Regions from separate parts of the Homo sapiens genome. Here region 1 is linked to region 2. Evidence: chromatin loops called from intact Hi-C (ENCODE). Cell type or tissue: B cell. All regions are shown on one strand. Links, peaks and the distances in the headings refer to the core of each region. The heading gives the core; the rest is flanking DNA.

The links. Peaks named below come from ENCODE experiments on the same cell type or tissue, not always from the same donor. Only the 100,000 strongest peaks of a DNase experiment are listed, where the experiment ranks them.
Region 1: a loop joins it to region 2, with 7 times the contacts of the local background. A loop is called at or near these places in 5 of 110 quality-filtered maps.

The regions. Positions count from the first base shown.
Region 1 is chr17:17,917,806-17,920,709 of GRCh38, reverse strand. The region is part of intron 1 of TOM1L2 (target of myb1 like 2 membrane trafficking protein); the gene reads left to right. Among named protein-coding and RNA genes, the nearest start is that of TOM1L2, 53 kb to the left of the region's middle. RefSeq lists an enhancer at 1-369. In B cell, for the core only: a CTCF peak has its summit at 1,311 (motif pointing right); a DNase peak (open chromatin) is centred at 1,339.
Region 2 is chr17:17,353,735-17,356,638 of GRCh38, reverse strand. No RefSeq gene overlaps it. Among named protein-coding and RNA genes, the nearest start is that of NT5M, 52 kb to the right of the region's middle. RefSeq lists enhancers at 702-1,202, 1,203-1,703. In B cell, for the core only: CTCF peaks have their summits at 408, 1,353 and 1,556 (motif pointing left); DNase peaks (open chromatin) are centred at 388 and 1,548.

The DNA of each region.
Region 1 (2,904 bases), core at 276-2,775, 560 kb before region 2:
TGAGCCGAGATCGCACCACTGCACTCCAGCCTGGGCAACAGGGTGATACTCCGTCTCAAGAAAAAGAAAAAAAGCCGGGCGCAGTGGCTCACTCCTGTAATCCCAGAACTTTGGGAGGCCAAGGCGGGTGGATCACGAGGTCAGGAGTTCGAGACCAGCCTGGCCAACATTGTGAAACCCCGTCTCTACTAAAAATACACAAATTAGCTGGTGTGGTGACAGACACATGTAGTCCCAGCTGCTTGGGAGACTGAGGCTGGAGAATTGCTTGAACCCGGGAGCCGGCGGTTGTGGTGAGCTGAGATTGTACCACTGCACTCCAGCCTGGGCAACAGAGCGAGACTCCATCTCAAAAAAAAAAAAAAAAAAAAAAATATTGAACATTAGCGGAAACGGTGAGAAGAGCAAATGAGAACTCTGTTCTATCTTTGCAACTTTTCAGTAAATATAAAATTATTCCAAAATAAAAGATGTATTAATTAAAAAAAAAAAGAACGAGAGAATAAAGTGACCCAGCATCTAATTTAACTTGACACTTTCACCAGCACTCTCTTTTACACTTAAGACTTCACCTAAAAATCAGGAGGGTCTTTAGACTTCACCTAAAAATCAGGAGGGTGGGCTGCATCCAATACTCTGGACCGTCTATTGTGGAGGCCAGGGTCTTCTTTGCCTCTGTGACCCTCTACCTGAGGATGGATCAGGGTCCAAGGCCAGGCTTACCAGGAAGACCTGGGTCATGTGGTTGGCAGTATTGCTACCTCCTCTCTGCACACTGTGGGGCTAGTCACCCCACCAGGCTTCATTTTCTTCCTATTAGAGAGAGAGAACCTTCCTGGCGGCTGGGGCGTGGGATGGTAGGGTTAAATGAGGTAATGTCTGTCAAGAACCTGGCTCAAACCAAATAAACAGGTTTTCATTCTCTCTTCTGTTTCTCCATTTTTTTGGTGAAAAGAATGAGAGCCATTTCCTTGAAGACTTGAGACCAGTGGTTCAATGGTAGCTTTAAGGGCAAGAAACTGCCCATAGGGAACTTGCAACAACACCGTGGCCCCTCCTCCCCCATGCCCCACTTCCTGGGGTCCAGGAAATGTGGACTTATGGGGAATCTTTTTACTAGATGGTCTCTAAGACCTCTTGGAGTTTTAATGCTTGGATTCTTAAGGAAATTGTGGTGTGCCTGCTCCTTTACCCTACAGGTGGGGCAAGCCAAGTTTGGGGGCTTCCTTCTGGAAGCATGGAGGTCTTCCTGGCTCAGTAACCCAGAAATCCAGAAAGCTAGAGCTCCCAGGGTTTTGAATCTGATGGGTGTAGCTTGTGGATGGCTGTTTACCTGTAGGTGGCAGTGGTGACACGGGAATGGGAGAGGAGGGGGGTGCAAGGGGAGGGCACTGGCAGAGCTCCTTTCAGAAGAGCTGTAATAAAGTTAGAAGTAACAGCAAGGAAAGGTCCTCTGTATTAGAGGCTCTGTCAGGTGTTTTCTGTATTATTTAGTCTCCTCTAACAGCCACTGTGTGAGAGAGTGCTGTTATTGCAGCATTTTGCAGCAGTCCAAAAGGCTTGGAGAGGTCAAGTTATTGCCTGTAGTCACACAGTAATTGGCAGAACTAGAACTCACCAAAATCTGAGTTCACACTCCCTGTTCTAGACTCCATTATAATGCACATTTCTCCTGCTTCTAAGTCTGAAGGGAGAACCGGGGACAGCTGGGAACCGAGCTCTCATCTCACCAGACTGCCCAGTGCCTGTCACCTGGGGGCCTCAGAAGGGTTTATAATCATCATTTTACTTATAAAGGGCCCTCATCAGCATAAAGCCAGGCCTTCTTGACATGAAGATGTCCTGCCTCCAAGCAGCTTCCAGTTTAGGTTGGGGTTGGGGGCCAAGAAGATACTTAACGGCTCATTAAGCCGGTAAGATTTGAAAAAGTTCTCAGAACATTAGAATGGTCTTGAAGGCTCAGTCCTTGTGTGAACTGTACTATCAGGTGCTGGAGCCCATCAGAGGGCCTCTCTTGTGGGCGGCAGCAAAGAAGGTTCTGGAGAGGACGTTGGATGGGAGCTAGATATGGGCAGATAGGCTGGAGAGAAGGCTTTCCAGACAGAAGTCTGAGGTGACTTTCTCAGGGCTTGCAAAGACCTGCAGATCCTGTTATGGTTCCTGTTTTCACCCTCTTGCAATTTTTTATGGAATAAGGACTCAAATGGGTCTTCTCTTCAGCTTTGTTTGCTCTCATGGTGTATGACTGTGTTTTGTAAAAATATATATAGGCGCAACGATGCTGCCTTTCACCACTTCTATTCAACATGGTATTGGAAATTGTAGCCAGAGCAGTTAGGGAAGAAAAAGAAATAAAAGGCATCTCAATGGGAAAGGAAGGAGTAAAATTATCTCTGTTCCCTGATGACATGACTTTACATGTAGAAAACCTTGAAGATACCACAAAACAAAAAAAAAAAGAAAAACTGCTAGAGCGAATAACATAAATTTACCAAAGCTGCAGGATACAAAATCAACATTCAAAAATCAGTTGTGTTTCTGTTAATATACATTAACAATGAACAATCTGAAAAGAAAAGAAAACAATTCCATTTACACTAGCCTCTAAAAAAATAAAATACCTAGGAATTAACCAAGGCAGCAAAAAATTGTGCACCGAAAACTATAAAACGTTGCTGAAAGAAATTAAAGAAGAAAGAAGACATAAATATATGGAAAAACATCCTGTGTTCATAGATGGGAAGACAGTTTTTTTTTAAGGCAGCCTCATTGTGTTGCCCAGGTTGGAGTGCAGTGGCTCAATTACGGCTCAGTGCAGCCTTGACCTCCCGGGCTCAAGTCATCCTCCCACCTTAGCCTCCTGAGTAGATGAAATGACAGGTGTAAGCCACCACTCCTGGCTAA
Region 2 (2,904 bases), core at 288-2,787:
GCAGCAAATGGAACCTACCATGAGAACAGGGACCCATGGATGTCTTTGGGCACCTGCCTTCCTCCTAGCCAGGCCTGCGCAAAACCCCAGCCACCCCCCAGTCTGTCTCTGAGGCCTCAAATGCCCACAGCACTTTGCTCTTTTAGGTGAAGTCACAGCTCTGGTGATTCATCTTGCCCCCCGGCCAACCAAGTGGTTGAGGCCCCCAGGGCCTGCCCACAGGAGCTTCCAGAACGTGCCTGGGGTCAGAAAGAGATGCTGATCATTAGGAACATCCTTATGGGACCAGAACATGGGGCAGGTCTGGTCTGGGTGGTGACTGCAGGCCCCAAGAGAGGTCCCTCCAGGGAGGCAGTGAGGACTTAAGCATCCAGAGCCGGTCCTCTGGCATCATCCAGTGGCCATTTGTGTGAATTGCAGCCCCACACCACTGCCTGATCATTCTCCAAGGAGCCAAAACTACCAGGAGTAGCAGAAAACCAGGGTGAGAATACAAGATTTCTGCCCACAGCCTGTTTGCATCTCCTCAGCCCTGCTTCTTTCTAAATTTTAAGGAGACTGATTATTGCTGGGTTCCTTTAGGCCCCGACCTGTGAGTACAAGCCAGCCTTGCCAAATCTAATCAAGGACTTTTTTTTTTTTTTTGTAATTTTATCCAAATTGCCAACTGGGCAGAGACGATTCCTGAACAGGCAATTTGGCTACTATTTGTACATATTTCTACCCTTAAGAGTCATCTTGTTACAGCCCTGGCATAAACTGGCTTAGGGCCTGTAAGAGCCCAGAGGAAAAGAGTCTTTTTTGGACTGTAGCGCGTGAAGACCCAGCCTCTCCCTCTCCAAAGCCGCAGGGCACCCTCAGCCTAGCCCCCCAGGCCTGGGCAGCTCTGGATAAAGGTAACACTGCAAAAGCTGCTGCTGACACAGCCCACACTGCCTCCCTGCTGCAGGGAAGTCAGAGCCAGGGCTTGTGCAGAAAGCGCCGGTAAAGACAGGTGAGCGGCAGGTGCAAAGCCGCAGGAGAGAGGCATGCGAAGAGCCCCAGGAGCCCCGAGCGCCGGGGAGATGGGGAGGGCCAGGTCCTGAAGGGTCTTCTTCCAGTGCTAAGCTAAGGAGATCCCACTTCATCCCCAACGTGACAGGGAGCTGTGGGTGGGCTAGAGGTGCAGCCCGAGGCCCAGCTGAAACCTGCACAAAGCCCTGGCTTGGAAGCAGAGCGACTTTCCTCTTCAGGCCTCCTTAAGGTCTTGCTGGTAGTGCATGCTTGAGGTTTGTGGCTGGGGACAAGAAGGTTTCTGCTGGTCAAGGGTGAGCCCCCTACCCTGGTAGGCTGCTCACGGGTCCTCAGTCTGGCTGGCGCCCTGGGCCCATCAGACATTTGTCCACAGCAGCCCGGGGCGTAAGGGGAAGAAGAGCTGGCCCAGGAGGGCAAGAAGAGCAGGTAGGGAATGGGGCCCTTCCCCCTTCTTTCCCCACAGCTGCCTGTACCCATGCACGCCCCATCATAAGCACGCGCGAGCAGTCATTTGAAGGGGGCTGTGCTGCCACCTGGTGGCCACACCAGGACAATGTCCCTGGAAGGACTCCAAGTTCCTGTGGAAGGCCCCTCTTCCCCATTTAGGACTCCCTCCCCTGAGCCCACCGCCTTGCTTTACAGATGAAGTCAGTTCCCTCAATCAAGCAGCAACATTCTGGAATAAATGTCCCTATTTCCTTCAACCCTTTCTCATGGATGCTGACCCACTCTCATTTGTCAGCAGAGGAAGTCGGCTCAGAGAACAGTCACACAGCAAGTCGATGGCAGCGCCAGGCCCTGTCCTGCAGACTCCTTGTCCCTCTCTCCTCTGAAGCAAACTCTGGGGGCTGAGCTCCCACCCCAGCCTTGCTTGCTGTGTGGCTTGGGGCTTGCCAATGAGCCTCTCTGAGTCCTGGTTTCCTGGGGTTGACACCATGATGCAGGGTATAGGAAGGGTTAAATGAGGCGCAGGTGTAACAGAATCGGGTGCACATGCAAAAACTCAGATGTGCAAATAACTGTTCCCTATTAACTACAACTAATCACTTTTTTTAATTGCCAATTAAAATGAACTCAGTCTTTCCATTAAAGCGGTCTTTGGTTGAACTCAGGCTCTTTCGGGGAAGCATTGAGTCGTTCAAAGTTTCCATGCCCTGGAGGGGCTGATGATCCCTCTGTGCTTGAGAGGGTCTCCCTCATTTCCTTCCCTGCCACGGGCACATCTGGATCCAGGAGCTGGCTTCTGCTTCAGGGCCTGGCCGTGCTGCCTTGTTTCGCCGGGTGGGCCTCCGCCCTGCCTGCTGAAGCTCCTGAAGCTCGGCGAGGGGCCTGCTCCTGAGGCCCAGCCTGGGCCCCAGGGGTGCTCTGAGCCCCTCAGGTCTGGCTGCAGCTCCCATCTGACCCCAGACCGCATGGTCCCCCGCAGCCCTCAGCCCCAGCTCACTTCGCCAAGCAGGCAGTTGCCCACCAAAGTTCTTGACCGTGGTTCCTCCACAAGCACACAGAATCCCCTGGATTTTTCCTTTCCAGGCTGAGGAAGAGCAGGGGGCCTTGGGGCTCTACCTGGGGCTCACCTGCTCAACCTCTCTCATGCCATGCAGAACCAGCCCCTCACCAGCTGGGGTTTCTGTGGGATTCCTGTTCTCTTGCTCATACCCCCCAACACATACAACTACTATTGAACCAAGACAAATGGGGGTCACTTCCCAGGGCCCTGGCTCATCCTCCAACAGCGTGGCCCCTCCGAGGCTCTCCTCCCACCTAGGACCAGGGGCAGATTACAGTCTAGTGGGACCTTTCCCCAGGTCATCTCCTTCCTCCCTACCCCATGGACTTCCTGTCCTGGATGACACCTGCCCTACCTTCCCATGGGGTGGTGGGGGTCATCAC